Regions from separate parts of the Mus musculus genome. Here region 1 is linked to region 2. The links are chromatin loops, found by intact Hi-C in ENCODE. Cell type or tissue: left cerebral cortex. All regions are shown on one strand. Links, peaks and the distances in the headings refer to the core of each region. The heading gives the core; the rest is flanking DNA. Region 1 holds the start of Kcnab1 (potassium voltage-gated channel, shaker-related subfamily, beta member 1). Region 2 has its middle 90 kb from the start of Gm25222.

Region 1 (11,333 bases), core at 1,021-9,020, 120 kb after region 2:
GAACTTTGAGATGACCATGAAAACAAAAAGCCCTGGGATACAAATTTTACACCCTGTAATCTGCATTTAAATATCACTATTACCAAGACCCAATATGGTTGATTCTAGTGCTAAAACTTGACTTCTAGGTAATAAATAGGAACCCATTGAGATCTTAGCCAAACTAAAGAGTATACAGTACTTTAGTCTTGTGCTATATGACTTTAGGGATAGAGTCATGACATCTACAGAACACACGCAGCAAAAGGTCTTCAGAATAAAGATATGTAGACACATACACCCCACCCCACTCCACCCCACCCCCACAAGTGCTTCAGCTGAAGGAAAGGAGTGAGAGGAAGCTGAAGGCTACTCCTAAGTTACAGGTGAGATGTCATGACTGGGCTTTGTCTACTGGTGTGGTGCTCTCTCCACTGCTTAAGGATGTCTCTGATTCCCGTCTTAGGGAATATGAGCAAGCGCTTCAAAGGAAAATCAATAAGCAAAGGAGATCAGTAGACCCAAGGGAAATGATGAAATGTGCCTAACAGCTGCTACTACTCCAATAGAGACTTGTTTTGTATAACATGAAAGCAGAAAGGATGGGGAGTGGGAGAGAGGCAGTAAAAGGGTGTTTGGAGGTGACTGTTACCACACTATGTCACAAATACTTACGATGACACTTACTTCTTTTTATAATTAATGTTTGCTAGTTAAAAAACAAAAAGAGCAACCACATAGAACTTTGCATGACTTTATGAAGCAGAATAAAGGGATTGCATGTGGGTCTTTCTCCAGGGTACATTTCAGCAGCCCTTCCTAGAGAGCAGATCTATAGATTGCTTTCTACCTTTTGGTTTTTATGACAGAGGTATGCTGTGGTCACTCAGGCTGGGCTGGAACTCACCATTCTCCTATAGAACATTAATGACAGCTTGGGATGTGTGGAGTATATCTAGTGACATTCATTGTGACTAATAATGACATTTAGAAGCTTAAATGTTAGTATGCTCCAATAGTTTCTTATGAATATTATTATAGATATAAATTATATTTCCTGCCTGTATTAAAGCAGCCTTATACAATAATGTACTAGAAGCTGAATAGCTACAGGAGAAAAAAATATTTTCTCTTAGTTCTATGGACTGAAAGTCTGAGATCATAGTAGCAAGCTTGGCCTCTTCTGAGGACTCTGCCCTGGGCTGGTAAATGGTCCTCTGTTCTGTGTCTTCACGTGTCTGGCCCTGGTTCTTATTATAAGGACATGTGTCATATTTGGTTGATGCTCAAACTTATGGCCTCGTTATACTTATGATGTCTTAAAGACTGTCTCCAAATACAGTCACATTCTGACACACGGCGGCAAAGACAGGGCCTCTATACATGAAGTTTGGGATGAGATAATCTAGCCCATAACTATATCTATACATGTATATGTGTGTATCTATGTAAATCTATCTATATGCAGGTTTGTGTGTCTATTTAAGCCTGAAATTCTCATAGTGTGTGACAGTAAAGGAACATACATTGTAAGTCTAACTTCCCCAGCTTAATTAGCATGTGGCCTGCTAGCAAACTTATTAGGAATGGGCACTCTACAGCCAACTGTTATTTAGCTTCCAGGCTCCTGAGAGCGACTGGTCCCTTAATTCTGGGAAGTATGAGGATGTCTGGGGAAACTATGGGGCTGCTGCTTGCCTGTCAGAGTGCCTGTGTGGTATCAGAGATGAAAGGCTCACTGTGGTCAACAAGAAAGAAGCCTGCACTGTGAGCATCCTCTGGCCTCAGATCTTTGATTCTCTATGAGGCATGTCCCAAAGGTTGGGACACTGGACCACACTCAAGAGGAGCAGAGGAAACTGTGGGGCTACCATTCACTCCTTTTCAGTATAACTGGCTGAGCTTCCAAGTGAATGCACAGGATTTTCTTTGGTGGTTGTTTTTAAAGAATGGAGTTTATCCAGGAAAAGGCATCTCCCCCATCCAACCCACCTTCCCCTCTCCCTCTTCGTTATTTCCTCATCACCTCTCAATTATTTATAGATTGAGCACCTGCCATAGAACAAGCAAGCACTCTGTGTGGTCCTATTGGGGTCAGAAATGCTCTACTTTGTATGTCTTGTTCAGATAACCTTTTCCCTGATCTAGGCTATGCTGTGCTTTTTGGCATTTCTCTGCTAGCCCCTTAATAAAGCTAAACACCACACTGGTTAATATATCCAGGCCTCTTAGTCCATCCTATAAAGCCAGCAGCACTCTCAGCTGAACCCCTGCCCACCTCCCCTCCCCCAAAGCCAGTGGCCAAGTTAAAGTCCCTGGTTCCTGACCCCTCGGGTCTGAAGGGCATCACCTCCCTCTGTTGTTCCCAGCCTGCTTTTTTCCCACTTTCCTTTTCTAAAAGCTCTTTCTTTTGATTCCTCCCACTTCTTCCTCTTCTCATTTTGACTGCTTTCCCAATTCACGTTGATCATCTCCGATGAGCTGGCTTAGTGTGCAAAAATAAAGGTTCCTATGATCTGCTTCCTCTCTACCCACTGTTTATTCCAAAGATTAAAGAAAGGTACGTCCCAGTATTCCTGCCTGGGTGAAAAGAAGAGGTGCCCACTTAACCCTGCCACCCTCAGTCATCCTAAATATCCTCTGTTAATGAACATACTGATTTTCCTAAGGGAAAGAGTGAAAATATATAGAGGATCAAGAATTGGATGCCACAATGTGGTTTAAATCTTATCTTCAGGTTCAAAGTTGTTAAGAGTAATAATATCTTGAGTGGATCTCAACACAAGCACAGAGTCTCCTTGAGGATTTCACTTCTGCAACTTCATTTGCTTGGGCAGAAGTGGCCAGAGCAGCTGTTTTATTTATTAATTTATACAGGCAGGCTATGTCATCCGTGAACATGCTTCCCTGTACTCCTGATAATCAGATCAGACCCATGGGTCCTGCCACAGGGGAGTCCATACCTTTGGGAGGGCTGTTGAGTCTTCGTGTGCTTCCTGAAACTCTGGACATTGTCATGTGTCCCAGTAGCCAAGTCAGATTATAAGAGAAGCTCCACTGAAGTGTTGTAATGGATCGAAATGAAGAAATGTTCTCCAGGCTCCTGAAATTCATTCTTTTTTCATTCTGTTGTGCTTAGTGTGGGTACCACTCCCGTGGACACATAGAGTATGATTTTCAACATAATCAGTCTCTGAAGACCGAGTGCTTTGTCCTTCCCACCCAGATTGCCTGCTCCTTACGAACTGAGACACAGCTTCCTAAATTTCCCTCCATATTGATCTCTATTGCCAAGAACAGAGATGGATTCACAAATAGCGTTTGTTGTTTCTTCCTCCTTGACAGTGGGGTCTGTTGGGGATCACATTTAGAAAGAAGCTTTTGGAGAAGATATAATTTAACCAAATTCATAGGACGAGTTATTTCTCTCATACTTCAAATGGAGAGATGAATTATCAACTAATTGATAGTTTGGTCTGAGCAGGTTTCTTGAGCAGTTGCTCTGAATGGAACATCCAGCCAAACAAGAAATGCATCTTATATGGGTTCAGGCTCAGCTCACAGAACTTCTTGCTGCCCATCCCTGTGGCCATGACAATATATATGGATCCTGTTACTTTCCTGACCTGTTTCTCCCCCATTGCACCTACCCCCACCTGTATCCTCCAGCGGGGAGGACCCATTGCTCCCTGCAGCATCCCAGACGTCTCTACTCTGGTATTTTAAATAAATTTGCAGTACGTTAGCAGACCCCACTCCATCCAGACTGCACTGTGGCTTTTCAGGAAACTTCTAACTTATCTGCATAAGAAATAACATGCAGAGGGGATATGAACCCTGACAAGGCTAATATCTGAATTCCAAGCTGTGTTCCAGCAAGTCAGAAGAGCATTCACGTGTTAATCAGTAGTGTGCTGTTCTCAGAGCACCCCACTCAGCCTCCCCAACTCAGCCTTTTCAACTCCTGCGCTGCAGCAAAATTTGGTGGCATCTAGGCAGAGCCCCCTGATGGAACAGCCCTCCCAGTCCTGTTCCAGTAAGGAGTGGTCACAGTGATCTTTCCTTCCCACTGCACACAAAGGCAAGGCGCTCCTTAAAGGGACCTCCCAGCTCTTCTATGCAGTCGCTAACCAAGTAAGTGCTGGCTCAGGAGACCCAGCTTTTGCCCGAGGATGAGTGGGGAGGGGTCTTGAGAAGCCTCCACCTCCGCATTCTCCTAAGCACAGGAGCGAGGTAGTTGGCAGGCATAGTGGATGGAGACCACGGGTCCGCGGGGTCCTGCTTGCTGTGAGCTGCTTCTTGGGATGCTCCTCTCCAGTTGAGCCTCCTGCCTGTGATCCAGAGGGTGCTAGCAGCGCATCTTGCGGTATGCCTGCGTTGCTTTGAGCCAGCGCCCAGAAACCAGCCCTCTGCATTCAGGCACCTCGGACTGGCTCCAGGCAGGGCTGTGTGCAGTCACCATGAATGCTCAGCTCTAGGCTTCTGCACCAGCCTCCTGACCACATGGATCTGGCTGTTTAATCAGCCGAGATCACAGCCTGGGAAGATTGGAGAGGCTGATTCGCGCTCCAGCTGCCGAGGCAACTTCCAGCTTGGCTGTTTACTTCTTTGGGTCCCGGGGACTCTGTCCTGCCCCTCAGCCTCTTCTGCCACTGTGTGGGTCCTGAAGTCAGCTGCTGGGACTCCTCTGAAGGCATCCAGGAAGGGGGGCAAGAGGGGTTAAAAGACAGCCGAAATCCCCCCAACTGCTCACCCTCTGCCGACCGCCTGTGTTGTGGGGTTCTGAGAGGACCTTGCTCTGTCCTGGGAAGCAATGCAAGTCTCCATAGCCTGCACAGAGCACAATTTGAAGAGTCGAAATGGTGAGGACCGACTTCTGAGCAAGCAGAGCTCCAACGCCCCCAATGTGGTGAACGCAGCCCGGGCCAAATTCCGCACTGTCGCTATCATCGCTCGCAGCCTGGGGACCTTCACCCCTCAGCATCACATTTCTCTCAAAGAGTCCACCGCAAAGCAGACTGGCATGAAATATAGGTATGGTGAGGTCCCTCTGCCCGGGGTTTCTGTGTTCTTTGACGGTTCAGCCAGGCAGTTGTTCCTGTTTGAAAGTGACTTAACTCAGCGCTTGTTTGCTTAATTTAGAATTCTCAGGTGTTTGCTTTGAAATTAGCCTTTTGTGGGGGGAGAGCTGAAAAGGGCCAAGCTGCTGTGCATGCACAAGTGCGATCTTTAAGATGTGGCCCATTTTTTTATATTCTAAGTGTTACGAACACCTTAGGACCATAATGAGTTCCAGAGAGCGGAGAAAACACACCTAAGAGCTAGGAACTCTTTTCTACTAGGACAGTTTGTCAAGAGCAGAAGTGTTTGTCCTGCTTGATGCACAGGCTGTCGATTCTACGCTTATGCTTTTCAGAATAGTTTCCCATCCCACGCTGCACTCTTCCCTTTGAGAGACCGAGGGAACATGTTAAGCCCAGCTCTTATTAAGGAAGGTTTGTGGTAGCAAGAAACACCTACAACGGTGTTAGAGACTGAACACTGCTGTACTGAAATCTAAATTACTGCCTGAAGTGAATGAAGTGCGACTGTTGTTAAATACAGGGGACCAGCTTTTCAGTGCCGGTGAATGTCTGTGTCCCTGTCTCCTGTATCACAACTGAATTGGTTGTTTTCGTAGATAGAAATCTTCCTGTAGTAAAAACAGTTCTCCGTTCCATAATGCGATCCCTGCCACTTCATTATGTTTGCTTTGCATCAGCACTCTGGCCATGGGCTCCGTAGCCCCGCTGTAGTTCCTCTGCACTTCTCAGTATTTAGGGACCCAAAGAAGAGCAGCAGCTGACACATCCTCCGAGGTCTTCGGCTCTTCTCATTTGCAGGTGTAACTGGTCATTGTTTTCCTTTTTTCTCTCCCTCGTTTGCTAGAGACCAGATTTTAGGATAAGATGGATGAACTCCGGACAATTAAAATACTGTACGTTTAAGATTGTGCTGTCTGTATGAAGTAAGCCGTTAAACTTCTCTAGAGAAGTTGGCCTTGATGAAAGTTTATCTGCAGATTTAAGGGAAGCCTCCCACTGCAACAGCAAGTCTTCTTGTCCTTCTGATGTTTTCAAGCCACTGAGAAAGAAAACCTGTCAACAGACTGGGAAGCCAGCCAGAGCAGTAGCTCTGGGCCACAACTGCAGGGTGAGGGCAAGCCACCAAATGAACCCCCTGACTGTGGTCCATTCCCTCCAAGTGTCAGCATTGTGAGCCCTCTTCTTTCCTTTGCTTTTCTGATGGACAGACGGCCCCATCCAATGACTTCTCCAAATGAGACCTCGGTCTCTAGTTCTCTGGCAGTTTCTGTGTAGCTGCTGTGGCACAGATGTAGCCTTAGTCCTGTGCATGGTAGGTGCTGCTGGGCCAATAGCTAAGCTGCTGGGGGAGATAAGCTGTTGCCTCCTGGACAGAGTCCAAGAGCAAGACACATCAGGGTGAGGTGGCTCCAATGGGGGCCTGCAGAGTTTGAGAGAACAATAAACAGTTTTCCCCTAAGGCAGAAGTTTAAAAGTCACACCCCTCCTGTCTGTGGTCACACCTTCATAGTTGTCTTGCAGGGGATTGTCATGGAACAGTTTGGTCTTACTGGGCTATTGCAGTCAGGGGCTCTCTGTTAAGGTTTCCTATCAACACAGTTGAACTTGGATTGGACTGTAACTGTCGAATTCCCCAGAAGGTCGGTGTGGGAACCACTCATTTGGATGTCTCTCCTCCCTTGCAGCTAAGCACAGCTCTTCACTAACAATCATCTGGGTTCTTCAGCACTCTTGAGTTTGTGGTAACCAAACATAATGGTTCTTTTCCACTCCTCTTCTCATTCAGAGCCACTCCATCGAGGACAGGTGCTTTATGTATGTGTGAATCCAGCTCCCAGCTTTTAAATTCTACTGAGACTGAGAGACATATAAGACATGTGAGAAAGTGCCATCTGCATGCCAGGCTTTCTTAGGTGATAGAGGAGTGGGACAATTACTGTGTGCTTGCCCAAAATAGTGGGAATATTTTTGTTGCCTGAGTTATGTTTTTGTTACATTGTTTCATCTAGAATATAACATGAGTGCACTGAGTGATTGTTAAGAATAAATAGTAAGTGATTTTGTGCAATAAGGAATGTGATTGGCTTGTCTACAGAATCTGGGGAGAGACTGGTGGAATGAGCAAGAACAGTAAATTACTGGTGACTTATGATTATAATGCTCATATTCTTGAAGACAGTTTCCACATTGGAGCTTTTAGTAATAGTCACAAAATCCTGAGGGGAATTGGAGGTCGGGAGATCCAGGAATCTTGTTCATCTATTCCTTCAGAATCTGAAGTGTCTGCTAAACAAAAAGTTGTCATAGGAATTTTGTGGGTTGAAACAGTATTCATTCAGTCAGTAATAATGTATCGCCCACCTTCTCTATACACCAGAACTCTATACACCAGTCCTCAAATGCAGAAGCCACCAAGGCTTAGGAAATAGCTTCAAGTTGGAAAAAGGTACCATAATTAGCAAGTAGATATTGGAATTTTCTGTTGTGACACACTCTTGTAGGCCTATGCACTAAGGGGATACTCCTATTTGAGGCAACCAAATGTGCCTTTGTCTATATGGAGTGATTATCCCGGCCCGAGGGATTCAGTCATTCGTGGGTGTGAGGGGGACCGCAAACCTGGAAGGAAATGAGAGGAAGGGAAGGAGAGGCAGGAGACCAAGAAGGGCACCTATCAAGGTCTCGTTTATTAGGCTGAGGTGCCTTGATTTTAAAGCATACATCTCAGGGAATAGGGAGGGGGTCGAAGGGGAATTTTACAAAGAACAAAGAAGTGGGCATCTGCTGACATGGGGGCCGAAGTCAGGCGCTAGGCAGCGGGCACTCTGCATCTTATCTCTGGAATATAGATCCTCCTTGACAGCCTTGGGTGTCAGGCTGGGCTCAGGCGTAACTCATGTCCTTGGATGGCATGGGAGTTCAGGAAGAGATAGGGAAGAGGGGACTGTAATTCAGCTTTTACAACCTCAGGTGCCAGGAAGGGAATAGGGAGGAGGGAGTGATAGCCAGCTCCTAGCACGAGGCCATTTGGCCTGTCAGGGAGATTGTGAAGGGCTCGCTTTCTCATGGGATGGCCTCTGACAAGTGATTTCTTCTTGGCCATGTAACTACCCAGATCTCCTACTCACTGTGCAGAGCCACCCACTCAGGTTCAGCCTTGCTATAAGGGACCAGTGCTCCCTGACAGTTGAGGACCTGCTTATAACCTTGAGAAATAAAGGAACTTCTTTCTGCTTCTATAGTGACTGTGACATTTAAGTCTCAAGTCTTAAGGGTAAGAATACCAACCATAGGTCAAGAGCTCATAAAACTAGGAGCTGAGAAACAATATATTTATACAATCTTCTAAATTTTGCAAATGTAACTATAGTCACACCATGACTAGGTACAGATCTTCTATCAAATTGGCTAGTGTTTTCAAGGCTTTTGTGGAAAAAGAAACCTACAAGAACATGCTACAAATGTTACTGCTAGCGGAGTAGCAAGACTTCATTACATTTACTCTGGAGCTATCTATATCTAAGACAGTTCTGTGCTTTGGTAATGCAGGGCAGTTAGTTGATTTTAGCTTTTCCTATGGTTTAGGTGTGTGTTCACCACTGCATGATAGCTTGGTGGAAACTCTGCAAGCACATGTGATAAATCTCCAAGTGGCAGATGCATAGGGACCTTCAACCCACACAGAGCTACTCAGAGGTTAAGCCAGGTTTCCTCACTGACTGCTTTTTCTGTTTGTTGGTGAGTTGTTCTGTTTTAAGAAAACTTTGTAGAATGTTACAGCTGCTAATGCTTGACATGGTTTGGAGCTTCTCCTATTATATAACAACATATTTGTATTTATCAAACCCATCTTCCTGTTCTGAAATTATTGCTTTAGTTCTATAATAATTTAAATATTGATAGACTCAATTTAATCAAGAAATGTTGAACCATAACAATATGACCTCCCACTGTATTGTTACATAAACCTGATTTTCAGTTAGAGTATATGAAGCTGAAAATAGGCTTTGCAGTATTTTAAAGTTTTCTTTGCAAAAGCAATATTTCACACCTGAAAAATAATCTTTAAATTCCATTAAGAACTTCAAATTTTTCTGTTTTAGCTAGCTGCATTTTACCATTAAACTTTTAAAAAATAATTATAGACACTCGGGATTTTTTTTAAGTGTACAATTTCCATGGCCCATTAAATTTCCAGTGGTCGCATAATGATACGATGGCTTCAAAACTTGAAAATTGATTGGTAAAACTGAATTGTTTCCAGTTTCACCAGCCATGCATATGTTTGTTTGGATGTGTCTATGTGGCTTCACCACTGTGTGGAGTCAGTGTTTGCACAGTTACAAGGCCTCTTCCTGCTGTTGCCTCAAACCCATCACTTCCTCTCTGGTTACTAGTGCTTGGAAGTCACCAATCTAAAATCCATCTCTGAATTTCATTCTTTTAAGATTATTATATTATTGGAAATGGAAAGAATGTTGTCTTTTAGAAATGGCCTTTTCTCTCCTTGGAGGACTTTTTCAGAGAAGTAGAGAGAGAGAATCTTGTAGCCACAAAGGGGGTTATATTATTGTATCAATGGGGAGTGAGAGTAAGACATCAAGACAAAGAGTGACCATCAGCAATGAAGGACCAACCAAGGAATTTGAACAGTGTCTGCGCACAGTTCAATTAGGCAACAATTACGCTGGCAGTTCTCCCAAGATCTAGGAGTTTAGATCTGAAATAAAAAGAATGTGCATTGAATTTCATAGCACTCTTGCTCTTAGCAAAAATCAAAGCTGCACAGACCCTATCCCAGATGCTGCTTCTGTGCCACTCCTCATAGCCGCATCTCTCAAGCACATGTTGCATTCATCGCCTGGTACCTCCCACAAATAGTGGGTGGATTTTAAATCAAAGAAATTGGGAGCAAAGATCAATCTTATCAACTGATTGCATAAAAAGCACTGTGTGTGTGTGTGTGTGTGTGTGCGTGTGTGTGTGTGTGTGTGTGTGTGTGTGTGTGTGGTGTATTCATGTGGGGAAAGTGGGAGAAAATGGTGAACTGAAAAAGATGCAGAAGAGCCAGATCTGTAGTTGTGCTTCAGATGAAAATAGCTGAGCTTAGTCCAGAGAAGGGAGTAGCCTGGTTACTTAAAATGCCAAACTTTTAATTAGAGAAAATTTGGTGAATGCCATTTTGAGGCAGAGGTGTGGGCTTTCCTCTCTGCCTCAAAGCCAATATGGTGAGAATGGGGAGGTGGTGGAACCTTCCTAAAAAGTAGTGGCTGAGTCAATCTCACAGAGTTTATTCCACCTCTGCAAGGCAGCAGCCAGAAGTCTGGCATCCATGGGATGGTGAGAAAAATGGTGGGAGGGAAGGGGGCCCCGGATATTGTCAGGCAAACGTTGTCCGAGTTCCATGGCTCCGTAAGTATAGGGTAGGTGTGTGCGGCTATGTATATATGTGCTGTTGCCCAGGCCTGAGCACTTGTGTATGTGCAGGAACTGATCCAAGGAGTCTGCAGAACCATCTCGTTCTCTTAGTTGCGCCTCATGAAGCCATTAATCTCCAGCTCACTCAGTGACTCTCCTTGGAAATGTTGTCGTGTTAGAGAAGTTCTTCTGTTTTTCATTTCTGCAAACTTTTCAACTTAGGGGAATTGAGTAAGTGCTCTGAGAGGAGAAAGGGATCCTATCAAATTTGAAAGAGAAATCAAATTCCCAAGATTCACTTTGAGTTTTGCAAACTCCCTTAATCAAACTAACACTCTTTCTTTGGTAGATTCAGAAGTGGGTAGTATGAGATTTGAGGCAAAGAAATTTGATCAAAGTAGGGGAATCTTCGTTTCTTTGAGTGTGTCTCAAAACTTCTGTTAAGCAAGAAAAATACCTTTATGAGAATAATAGAATTCATAAGCATTAGTTTACAAGTATCCATTAAGAATTTCAAAGCTGGATAGTATTTGAAATGTAAATAAAGAAAATATCTAATAAAAAAGAACTACAGGCACATTATTAGAATTGTTATAACAAACTGATTGTTAATTAGTCAGTCAGTTGTAACTAAGTTGTAAATAATTATTACAACTAATAAATGAATAGATATAACAACAAAAGTTTATGGATGGAAATCCACAATGTCCATAGATAATCAATTAAATTAGTGAAGAGACGAATATCTATTTGTGTAATCAAAAAAAAAACTGCAGTATTTTACACATGTCCTAAATAAATAAACATATATCCTTAATCACAAAAATAATAACAATAATAATAATAATTTCA
Region 2 (11,333 bases), core at 2,104-10,103:
AAAGGAGATGAACCTTGGCATTAAGCAGACCAGAAGCCATATCTCATCTCTGAGAACTGAGATATCGATCTTGAAATGATGTATTGGATGCCTAACACACAGTAGACATACATTACATTTAAGTTTTCTTCCCACTTGCCTTCTAGCATCTGTTTGTCAGCCTTGGGGTGTGGGAAGATGAAAGCCCACCAACTGCTATATAAGTAATAAGAGATTTTTAAGGCAAGGAAACCCTGCACCATTGCAGTGTGCAGGGTAGGTTCCCATGATGAGCTTCAGAGCCCTACAGTCTGCAAGCTAGGAAAGCTGCTGTCTTCTTCCTAATTTGGGCAAATGCCATTGCAGCCCTTCAGCCTAGGGAGGGCCAGCTGCTGAGGTCCTGCATCATCTGTGAGGGGGTATTCTGTTGTGTTCCCATAGAGACTTGCTACTATTTCTAACTAAAGTTGACCAGAAAAGGGGAATAAATCAGTAAATATGCAAACACACATATAAATTGAAAAGAAATGGGAAGAAAGTATCTGAGAACGATGGACAAAGTTGGCATAGGAGTCCTTTTTTCAGCTTAGAATTTTCCGAATTCTTCATTCAGAAGGCTATGTGTTATTTGTTTCTATTACATTACATTAACTCTGAGGAAGGCAGTAAGTACACAGCTGAGTAATTATTAAACAAAATATACCAAAAAGCAGGTTCATAGCCAGACTCTTAAGGAGCCACAGATTACTAGTTTTAAGGAATTTTATTGTACTCACAATGGCAGGAGGATTCTAACCCAGGGGTCAGCAAGCTCTTCCTGTTACAGAGAACATATCTTAAGCTTGAGGGCCTGGTTGTCTTGGTATACATTCTGACTTCTCCTGTGGTAGGGGAAAGTAGCCATAAGTAATACATAAATAAGTTGAACAGTGGTAGTGCATGCCTTTAATCCCATCCCTTGGGAGGAAGAAGCAGGTGGACTTGAAGCCAGTCTTGTCTAAAGATTGAGCTTCAGGTTCACCAAGGTTGAATAGAGAGAACCTGTCTTGAAAACAAACAAACAAACAAACCCCAAAACAAAACAAAATACTCTGTCTCTAGATAGAAAGAGAGAGAGAGAGAGAGAGAGAGAGAGAGAGAGAGAGAGGAGGGAGGGAGGGAGGAAGGAAGGAAGGAAGGAAGGAAGGAAGGAAGGAAGGAAGGAAGGAAGGAAGGACATATAGTAGACATATAGTTCAACATAACTATTGGCAAAGAAATTTGAATTTTATACAATTTTAGCATGTCACAGATATTCTTCATAATTTCCCTTATGTTGTTTTATTTTTTAAAAAAAAAAAACCATTTTTAGCTTATGGGTCATGCAAAAACAGGTGGTATGCTGGATTTGGCCAGAGGCCTGTGGTTTGCTGACTGTGGGTCCCAAAAGCCACCCTTTCATTTGTACAAGTTATTTGTTTATTTATAGTCATTTTAAGCCTTGTTTTTAGACATATTTAAGGAGTCCAAATGCATACAATCCAAAAACATAAAAATTAATTTAAAGGAGAAAGAAAAATATCAGCCCAAGAAAGACTAAAAGTGCAGAAAGACTCAGAAAAGAGAGAGGACACACTTCAGACAGGTCAGAGGAGTTGCAAAACATTAACCTTAATCTGTCCCTAGACTTCCAACAACACCAAATCCCAAAGAGGAAGTAGAGTATTTATAGTTCCTGGAGGAGGAGATGGGCTATCTTCTCAACAGTAGCCCATGCTTGCTGATTAGAATTTTGGAGAGAGACTCCTGAGGTGCTTTGTGTGTAATGAATGACATCCTCAGCAGAGCATCCTACACCAAGCACTGTCTTGAGGGTTCTGGAACCCTTGCCTGCGGAACCCTAATGTTATTTGATGGTATCACAGCAAGTGATAGGTCAGCAGAAACAAAGGGAGTAACACCATGGGTTTAATACAAACTATATTGGTCAGTTTCACAATAGTAATCATACAAACTCAATCTCACTCTATACCTCCCCCAGACCTTCCCTCTTTCCCTCACTCCCTTTCCACATCCATCCCCTTCTTTCCAATGACAAGTCTTGTTTGGGTTTTTTAAATAAAATGCAAAATAAAAACAGTATTGATTTCTAGCCAATGGTACAATGTCTCAATAGCTTTGCACTAAAGGTAGAGAGAAGGTAATGAAGAAAGAGAAGAGACAAGTAATGCTGCTTAGATATGGGACAGATGTTGGAAATAAACTCTTCCAGTCTCTTAAAGCTGAAATCAAAGTTGGACGAGGTTGACTATTGAGTCAAGTGACATTTCCAGCCAGCAACACATTGAGGACTCGTCTCCTGCTGGTTAAGTCACAGTCCTGTGCTTGCTCATGTTTCCAATTCCTATCATACATCACAAAATCACACACACACACACACACACACACACACACACGCACACACGCACGCACGCACGCACACTCACACGCACACACACATGCACACACACAGTGCACACGCACACACTCATATACATGTACACATGCATATGCACACACAGCACCTGCAACTGTATCATTCCACTCTGTCTGCCTTTCCAGGCTCTGCCTATCTCCTGTTCCAGTCCTATTCCTCTGTACACTGACCCTCTGCTCCTTTCCCTGGATCACTGAGCCTCTGCCTCTGCTGAGTATTTCATCCAGAAGATGCATTTTCAACCCCATTGCCTAGATGATCCCAACCCTTGGGTTTTCCCTTCTCTCTCACAGCATGGGTTGATCTTTTCTTTATATAAGCTTGTCAAGTGTGTGTGTTTCTTATCAAAGTTATTCTATCTCCACCAGGACAATGAGGATTAGAGCTTTTCTATTCTATAATCCTACAAAACCTTTGGGCTTTGCAAGTTCTCATTACAAGTGTGTTCTTAACTGAGGAGCATCCATTCATAAGTTGGGGAGCATTAAAAATATTAAAGAGCAAATTGGAACATCTGATCCCCACCAGCAGTGTTCTAGCTTCCTACTAACAGTGCCCTAGCTTCCTGTCTTCTTCCATATTAGACATTAAGGTTATCTGGTTGTCTTTGCTGAATTCCATTCCCCATCTGAAAAACAGACTAAATCAACATCACAGCAGCAGGTCACATGTTACCAGAGGCTGGGTTCACTCTTAGATTTTTCTGTGGACCTAACATGGCACTTGTTCCAATGCTGATTAGTTTTGTTTAAACGTGGGGAATTTCTGTATTTATGTTTATTATTGGCAAGTAGACAAGGCCTCTCACATTAGCTGAAGTAGGACTGGGAACTCTCTGCATAGCTTCAGTTTCAAGTTCATGGTAAATAATAAGTAAGTAAGTAAGTAAATAAATCCTGCCTCCTATGTAATGGGACTATTAACTTCAATCACTGCACCTCCCTCTACTTGAAGCAATGAAAAGAAACATGTATTGGCTCCCTTTAAAAGATGGACAGAAAATAATAACACCTACAAAGTAAATCTTACACAATCCTGAGCTCACTACCATTTCTCCCCATTGGCTCATACAAATTCATTGCTTCTTCTATTGTAGTAGATCTTTAGAAAACACTCAGAAAATGCATTTTTTCTCATGTCTTCACTTAACACGTGAATTCTCATTTGATCAAATTAGAATTTGAGCTAACTTGTTCTCCAAATGGTTGTAATATGATGGTACCTATCATCAATACTGTACTCTTCCTGCCTTGAGTAATGTGCTTAGAATAAAAATATTTAAGAGGGACTAATATGGAAGTGACCCAAACTCCCAGCAGCTCAAGTTCCTCTCCTGCTAGCTTTCCCCAGTGTCAGATGGTATTGTCAGAGTGGAGACATCTTAGAGGCTGCCATCACACTGAGTCGGATAAGGGGGAACTACACAAAGTTTCTAGAAGGCAGATGGAAACAGGAAGAAGAGAGCCTTGGCCTAAAACCAAGAGGAGAGGGTAAGAAACAGGTGCTCTATATTGATAGGCAGCCCCAAGGTGAGAACATACATAGTGCTTCACACTGACTTCACACAAAGAGACAAAAGGGGGCTGAACAAGGGGAAGTTAAGTCAGGAGCACCTTACCCAGCTAAGACATTTTATCAGACATGTCCGAGTTTGAGGGTACTTGTTGGCTGTTGGTTTTCACTGCTCTCAAAATAAACCTTCAAAAGAGCAGTTTGAAGCACTTTTTTACTCTAAACACCTTTCTGAGATGGATGAGTGTTCCGTCATAATGAGAATCTAATAACCTCACACAACGATTTGCACACAGGCTCAGCCTCTCCCCCTTTCTTCTCTTATAGCCTCCTACTCTATAAAACAAAAGGAACAAACCCTTATGGGAAAATAGCATTTACACTGAGGGCTTATAGAAGGCACCAGGAAGGTAATCTGTTCTGCTTTCCATAAGATTGCAGGGCTGAGGTACTGGGGAAAAGTATTTATTTTGTATTAAAATAGAACTCACCATTGTCTTCCTTGTACCCTCATATTTCGTACATTTCTTTACATGTTCCCATGGCCTGTTCTTTCCATGGGATGCTTGGCACATTCCAACCTGCTTAAAGGAGCTATGGCCACGTCTACAAAACAATAGCCTAGAAAATACTGCCTGTGCAGGAGTCATATTAAGACACGCTGACATGATTTATTTTAGGCTGGTCTAATTTGGGTCAGTCCTGGGGCCTGTGCTGATTTCCCTGAGCCTCAGGCTGTGTCTCTCCTGCAACATTTCTGGAGGGACAGAGATGGCACTGAGATGGATGAGGCTGGGAATGTATGTGATTTAAAATCTGAATAGGCTGCTGGTAGTGGACCTGAAAGGCAGAGCAAAGTGGCCTGTTCAGTGCTGAACCACGTGCTTATTGCCTAGGGAATGGAACGGACATTCTAAAACAAATACGGCTTGGCAGTGTCACTTTAAATAAGAAATGCCCCAGAACCTGAGTATGATTGCAGCTCAGAATATTGAGAGCTGAAATTCCAATTTGTTTTGAAATTTCCACTGTGATTTTCTAGGGTAAAGGCTGCCTTGATGAAAATATCAGATTCAAAGCTTAAGAGTAAGACTGAGTTACATGAACCATATTTTCTCATGTGGAAGTTGCTCCTCTGAACACAACAGGTATTTTGGAACCTGGTTTTCTTGACAATGGAGCAACCATAGACCAAAAGATTGTTTCCACTGCCTCCCCTACCAAACACTTCTGAATTTCCCTTCAGTGCTTGTGGATGTCAGTAGGGTGTGCTATTTCACAAAGAAAAGGAAGCTTTTTCATTCCTTGTAATGAAGCTAGCAGGCTGCTTTTCATCAGAATCAATAGCGTTACCTGATTGTGTCAACAGGACATTTTTCATAGTGAGAAAAAAAAAGCTAACATTATGTCTGGCATCCTCTTGGAAGCCCAGTTGCCGTAGCAGATTTATTGTAGCCTAACCCAGTTAGAAGTTTTATTATTTTAATTTTAATTTTTAAGATTTTTGATTCTAGGGAATTTCATACACATAAACAATACAATAATATCATATCTACTCTCTGAATTTCTATCTTTCAACTCCTTCTATATTTCCTTCAACATGTCCCCTCCCAAACTCATCTCCCTCCCCCCACCTTTTTTCCCTTTGTCTACTACTCTCTGGATCCAATTAGTGCTACACATATGGACATGCATATGGAGCCATGCACTGGATCATGAAACACCTTCTTAGTTGTAAAAACAAAACAAAAGAAAACACAAAATACAGAACATAAAACACAGCTCATAAAAGAATGGTTTTGCCCCTCTGAGCAGCTATGGACGAACAGTGGCTTCTCAGTAAGAAGTAAGGTGTTGAGAGCTCCTCCTCCAGCTAAGCTGGGGTTTGGTTGGCTTGCTCTTATGCAGGTCTTGTGCAGACAACCTTGGCTGCCGTGAGTTCATGAGTACAATAGCATGGGCAGAAACCTTTCCCAGCACTCTTCCCCAACCTCTGTCTTTCCCATTCTTTCTGCCTTCTCTTCCACAATGTTCTTTGAGTGTTGGCAGGAACAGGGGCTAATAGAGATATCCCATTCAGATTAAACATCCCATCTCTTATTTTCAGTGCTTTCACAAATTATGCATCTCTTCATAGACCACTATTCTCTGCAACAAGAAGCGTCTCTGTCCAGTCTGAAAATGGCACAGGTTTATAAGTGTAACTATACATATTTAGAAGACAATTTGAGAGCATTGCCATTTGGCAAAATAACAACTGCTGATTCTACTCCATTGACACTCTACAATAGTTTAGAAGTGCAATCAATATATCTATCCACGGGTGACTGAATAAGAGAAATGAGGCACATATACACAATGAAATATTACTCAACTGTAAGGAAAAATGAAATCCTGAAATTTGCAGGTAAATGGATAAAACAATAACAACAAAGGAAACATACTGAATACGGTATCTCAAGTGCAGAAAGACAAATGCAACCTGTTTTCCCTGTGTGTGTTAAACTTGAAGCATATATCTGGGAAGCCAGAAAAGAACCTCTGGGAAAGAGCCATGTTAAAGGAGGGTTTCAGATGAAAAGAAAGTAGAGAAGTGGAATACTGGGCATGGGGAAGCTTATACAGGAAGAACAACAGAAGTCCAGGGAAAATCGAGATGTGCAGGTAGAGGGTTAATTAAAAGGAAGGTAGATAAGAAACCCCATTGACGTCTACTTTCTTACAACCCAATTAAAAATATAACTGGAGGAATATTATAATAAATGTGATAGAAAAGAAGGAATAACCTGGTGGTTAAAGGATTAAGTGGGGCACATGAAGGAGATTTCATCATTGGTACTGAAGTCCTTGTCAAAAAGCCTGTAGTTAAGAAGTTCATAACCACTACAGTAGACCTGCTATTGTTATTTTGCAAAATCACCAATTGCATGTTTTACTGAGCAAATAGTCTATGGTACCAACTCCTAAGCATGGCTGACTGAGTGGCAAAAGAGCAGACCTCTCACTCCAAGCTATATTTGTTAATTTATTTTTTTACTGGCATAACAGAAATATCTGACAGAAGAATCTTAAGAGAGGAAGAGTTTATTTTGGCTGAAAGAATATGAATATGGTCTACCATGGCACAGAGAACAACACTTCAACTAAGACTGTAGCAGAAGAAAAATAAAGCAGTTGGTCACATTGTTTCCAGTGTCAGGAAGCAGGGAGACACAGAGATTTAGCCTGTACCTTTTCTTCTTTCTGTCCATGGAATGATGCCGTTCACACTCATACTATGCCTTCTTCAGTTAACCCTCTCTGGAAATTTTCTCCAACATACCCAAAAGTGTGTCTCTTAGGTGATTATAAGTCAAACCAAGTTAACAATAAAGGTAAACCATAATACTGGCCTTCCTTTGGAAAATATTCTGTGTGTTCATCCCAGGTCATTTTGGTTTTGCTTGCTTTAGCCTTTTTATTGAAAGGAACTTCAAACTACAGAAAACAAGCAAGAATAATAGAGGCGTACTTGTAGCCCTTTGCTCTTAACACAAATGTTTTGGCTCTATTTGTTTTAAAAACTGCCCATGATCCAACAAGCTCCTTCCCCACATCTTTTGCCTTATTTGTTTTCCCAAACTTTTGAGAGTAAGTTACATGGTCCTCTGTCCTTCAATAGTTTGTACAAAGTCAGTATTCCTGAGGATATCCCTGAACAAGTACTATCATAGTTTGCTTTATGTAACTTTATAAAACACTGATCAAAAATAACTTGGGAAGAAAAGGATTTATTTGGCTTACAGGTTACTGTCCATCGTGGAGGGAAGCTAAGGCAGAGGAAACTTGAGGCAGGATCTATAGCAGAGGTCATGGAGGAACACAATGCTTACTTGCTCACTCTCTTGGATTACCCAGTTACCTTTTACAGTGGATGCCCACCTGCCCAGGCATGGCACTGCTAGTGGGCTGGGCCCACCCCATCAATCACCAATCAGGAACATGTTTCTCAGACGTTCCCATAAGCCAATCTATGGAGGCCACTCCTCAATTGATACTCTTTCTTTCCAGGTATGAGTAAATTTGTATCAAATTGACAGAAACTATGACAGTTACCAACTTCAATAAAATGTTCTTTAATGGCCTATGTTATCCTACCATCTGCATTCCAATTCTGTAAACCAACATAGGAATACTTTTGGTGTCTCCTTTACATTCTAGTTGAAAGGGTATGGTATTAGGTTGCACACTTTATTGTGTTCTCCTATCTGTTGGGTCTGTTTTCAGTCCACTGCAGTTCAGTCAGAATTAACTATTGCACAGAGAGGATACAATAGAGTTGTAAATACTGAGGCCAGTGCAGATTTGGAGATGACCCTATAATGCTGCAAATCACTGTCTATTTGCAACCCTCCTTGTTGGGCTACTGCCATGTAGTGGAGACTGCTCTCTTCCACAGTTACCAGAGGAGAACTGTCATGTTTTCATCTGGAACGTAAAAATATAACTAAAGTGTCTTTCAAGACAATGCAGAGTCAAATGAACTCAGTCATCATCTGTGTTCATCTACTTGCAGTACATCCTCCTCAGAGAGGTGGTGCTGGTGGTCTGTGTATGGAGAGGAGGGACCAGATAGTTCATGAAAGAGGGCAGGGAGAATGCTAGCAGGCCATGGGAGGATAGTAAAGTAAGGACTGCCAATTGCAGTTACCTCAAGATTATGCAGGCTTTGTGAATGGGACCACTAATGAATGGAGCCAGGAAACTACCCTAAAGATAGAGCAGAAGACAAAGATAGAGGTCCAGAGTGGAAAAGAAGGGATTCTAGCTGGAGGTACCACAGCACTCCTAAAGGAGAAATAGGAACCCAGGACACACTTTTAGGCAAGTGATTCTAGCCCAATTATTGTTTATCATTTTTTCCCTTCTGTCATGTTCCTCTCAATTGGAGTGTGATGGAAGCTTCGGCAGCTGTGTAGTGTGGGCATGGAATGTGCAGCTATGTTCTTTAGATTTCAAAGGGTTCTAACCTATCAGTGAGACACACAGCTTTTGGAACTGCACAGTACTCTAAAACTCAGCATGCTTTTGGAGGCTTGTTATGGCACGGAAGCAGCTAAGATGGCCCCTGAAGTGACCATTGTATAACAGCAGTACCTGCCATCATAACTTGTTTATAAGAGTCATTAAATCAGCGCCTTCTTTCCTCCCTCTTAGCAGTCTGTTTTGTTTATTGCTGGGTTGTCTGCCTCTCCCACTGGAGTGTAATTTCATCTGTAGGGCTGATTGCTGCACTCTTCAGAAACTGACATCAAGTATAAAAACTAATAAATATTGGTTGAGTAAATGAGTAGCTAATCAGGAAAATAACAAATAAGATTCTGTTGTTTACTGGAAGACAAATATACCAGGTGCAGGAATTATTTGGCCACACTACCCATCTACAGTCTCCTTGCTATGTCTGTCCTGTCTTTAGTAAAACCATCTGGGGTCTAAATTCTGGCATTGCTCTTATAGGGATTCAGTGCTCAAGCAGATTTTGGTTGAGCATTATTTTGAGTATGCCTAAGAAGGTAACTGTGAGGATGATATTAACATTTGAAAGGAAGGTTGCTCTCTCTAATGTGTTGATCATCATCCAGTATATGGAAGACCTAAATAGAACAAAAAGGCAAACCTTCCCACACACAGAATACAACTACTCCTGCCTCACTGTTTCTAGACTTGAACGTCTACAACAATAGCTATTTGGGTTCTTGGGTATTTGGACTTATTTGGGTATTTGCACTCCTAAGGAATTCTCCTTCAAGCCTTGTTTTCTGTAACCATGAAAATAAATTTCTCATCATCAGTCTGTATATCCATCTATAGATCTCTTGTTGGCAGTGTTTCTCTGGAGAACTCCAACCAATAGAAACTTCTCACTATAGAGAAGAAAGTTATCTTCATCCACTGTTGGGTCCTAGGCTACCTTGTCTAGAGCTGGGTGTTCAGGACTTTCACTCCACATATTCTTTCTACTCAGATGTGACACTTGCTGAATGAGGTTCTAGCTGATGACCACCTGATGTCTGTAAAACACTCATGTTGGAGCCGTGAGGCTCTCCTCTATCACGCTTTATCATCCCTCCTTCAATCCTTTCCCCATCAGTCCCATTGAACATCCATTTGTAAGTTCACTTCTTTCTTCGTATTTTTCCATTCCTATTTTACTATAAATAGAGGCATCATCTCAATTTAACAAGTAGTATCATCTCAAAAAAAAAAAAAAAAAAAAGCTGTGAACATAATCCCAGCACTTGGGAGGCAGAGGTAGGTGGATTTCTGAGTTCAAGGCTAGCCTAGTCTACAGAGTGAGTTCCAGGAAAGTCAGGGCTATACACAGAGAAATCCTGTCTCAAAAAAACCAAAAGAAAAAAATATGACTCTTGTTTGGAATTTCTGATTGATTCATCAGTTGAGTTCACAGATAACTACACTAGAGGTTTTCTCTAGTGTAATAGCTGATGACTATGAGTTCTAGGTAAATCTTACTATTCTCAGATTGTACTAAACTTTTCCAATAAAACTCTGTTGTACAACTGAGGACTTTATTTGGTGATTAGCAACCTCAGAGTAAGCTTCAGTGGTATCATCATACCCATGGATTTTCTCACCTGAGTAACACCACTCTACTACCCTGGCAAGACTGCAAGACTCTACTCAATTTTCCTGTGCCAAGGTTCTCATTGTTACCATGACTGGACAAATGGAAAGATCATACCTTTCCATGCTCAATACTTCACCCAAAGGACACTAAAAGAGCCTCAGTGGGCATGGAAACAGCTCAGTTATCTTCTGCTCAGCCTTCTACATAAGCAGCTCCTCTCAAAGGCCTTCCTCTCCCAACCCTATGTTTATCATTTCTTGGTTCTAGGTTGCTATGAATCAGATACTTCCTCTGCTTTATCTAATGATAATTTTGTTTGATTTATCAAATAACCTAGGAGATTGAATAATATGGTCATTTAATATGAATATGTATTGTATAGTATGCATTAGTGAAATTCTTTTTATGAAGTTGTTTTGCTTTCTCTGTAATTGTGGTACAGTATCTTTTTCTGCACCATCTAAATATTCTTTTTCATAAAAGACCACAAGTTCACTTTTTTTTCATTCAGTAGACATTCACTGAGTACTCACCTTGTGTTTGGGGAAACAGCAGTAAACATACAGGCTTCATTATCCAAATTCTTGAGTTTGCATTCTAATGAGGGCAGGTTGGGTAACAAAATGATTACCAAAATACATAATACTTCAAGTAGGCTAAATATTCTGGAGAAGTACAAAGCACATGAAAATAAGCACATGCTCAAGGACCAGCTATAATTTTTAATAGTATATCCAGAGAAGACCTTACTGAAAAGAT

Evidence for each region. Hi-C counts contacts between places; a loop is a spot of excess contacts. Peaks named below come from ENCODE experiments on the same cell type or tissue, not always from the same donor. Only the 100,000 strongest peaks of a DNase experiment are listed, where the experiment ranks them.
Region 1: a loop joins it to region 2, with 3.0 times the contacts of the local background. A loop is called at or near these places in 4 of 42 quality-filtered maps.

The regions. Positions count from the first base shown.
Region 1 is chr3:65,104,980-65,116,312 of GRCm38, forward strand. It overlaps Kcnab1 (potassium voltage-gated channel, shaker-related subfamily, beta member 1), which reads left to right and starts at 4,035. Exons shown (of 14, transcript NM_010597.5): 1 at 4,035-5,013. The coding sequence starts at 4,793. In left cerebral cortex, for the core only: a CTCF peak has its summit at 4,320; DNase peaks (open chromatin) are centred at 3,694, 4,113, 4,339, 4,842 and 2 more places; H3K4me3 peaks cover 3,729 bases; H3K27ac peaks cover 3,066 bases.
Region 2 is chr3:64,979,341-64,990,673 of GRCm38, forward strand. It overlaps a transcript of Kcnab1 not described here. Among named protein-coding and RNA genes, the nearest start is that of Gm25222, 90 kb to the left of the region's middle. In left cerebral cortex, for the core only: CTCF peaks have their summits at 5,208 and 8,519; DNase peaks (open chromatin) are centred at 5,206 and 8,530.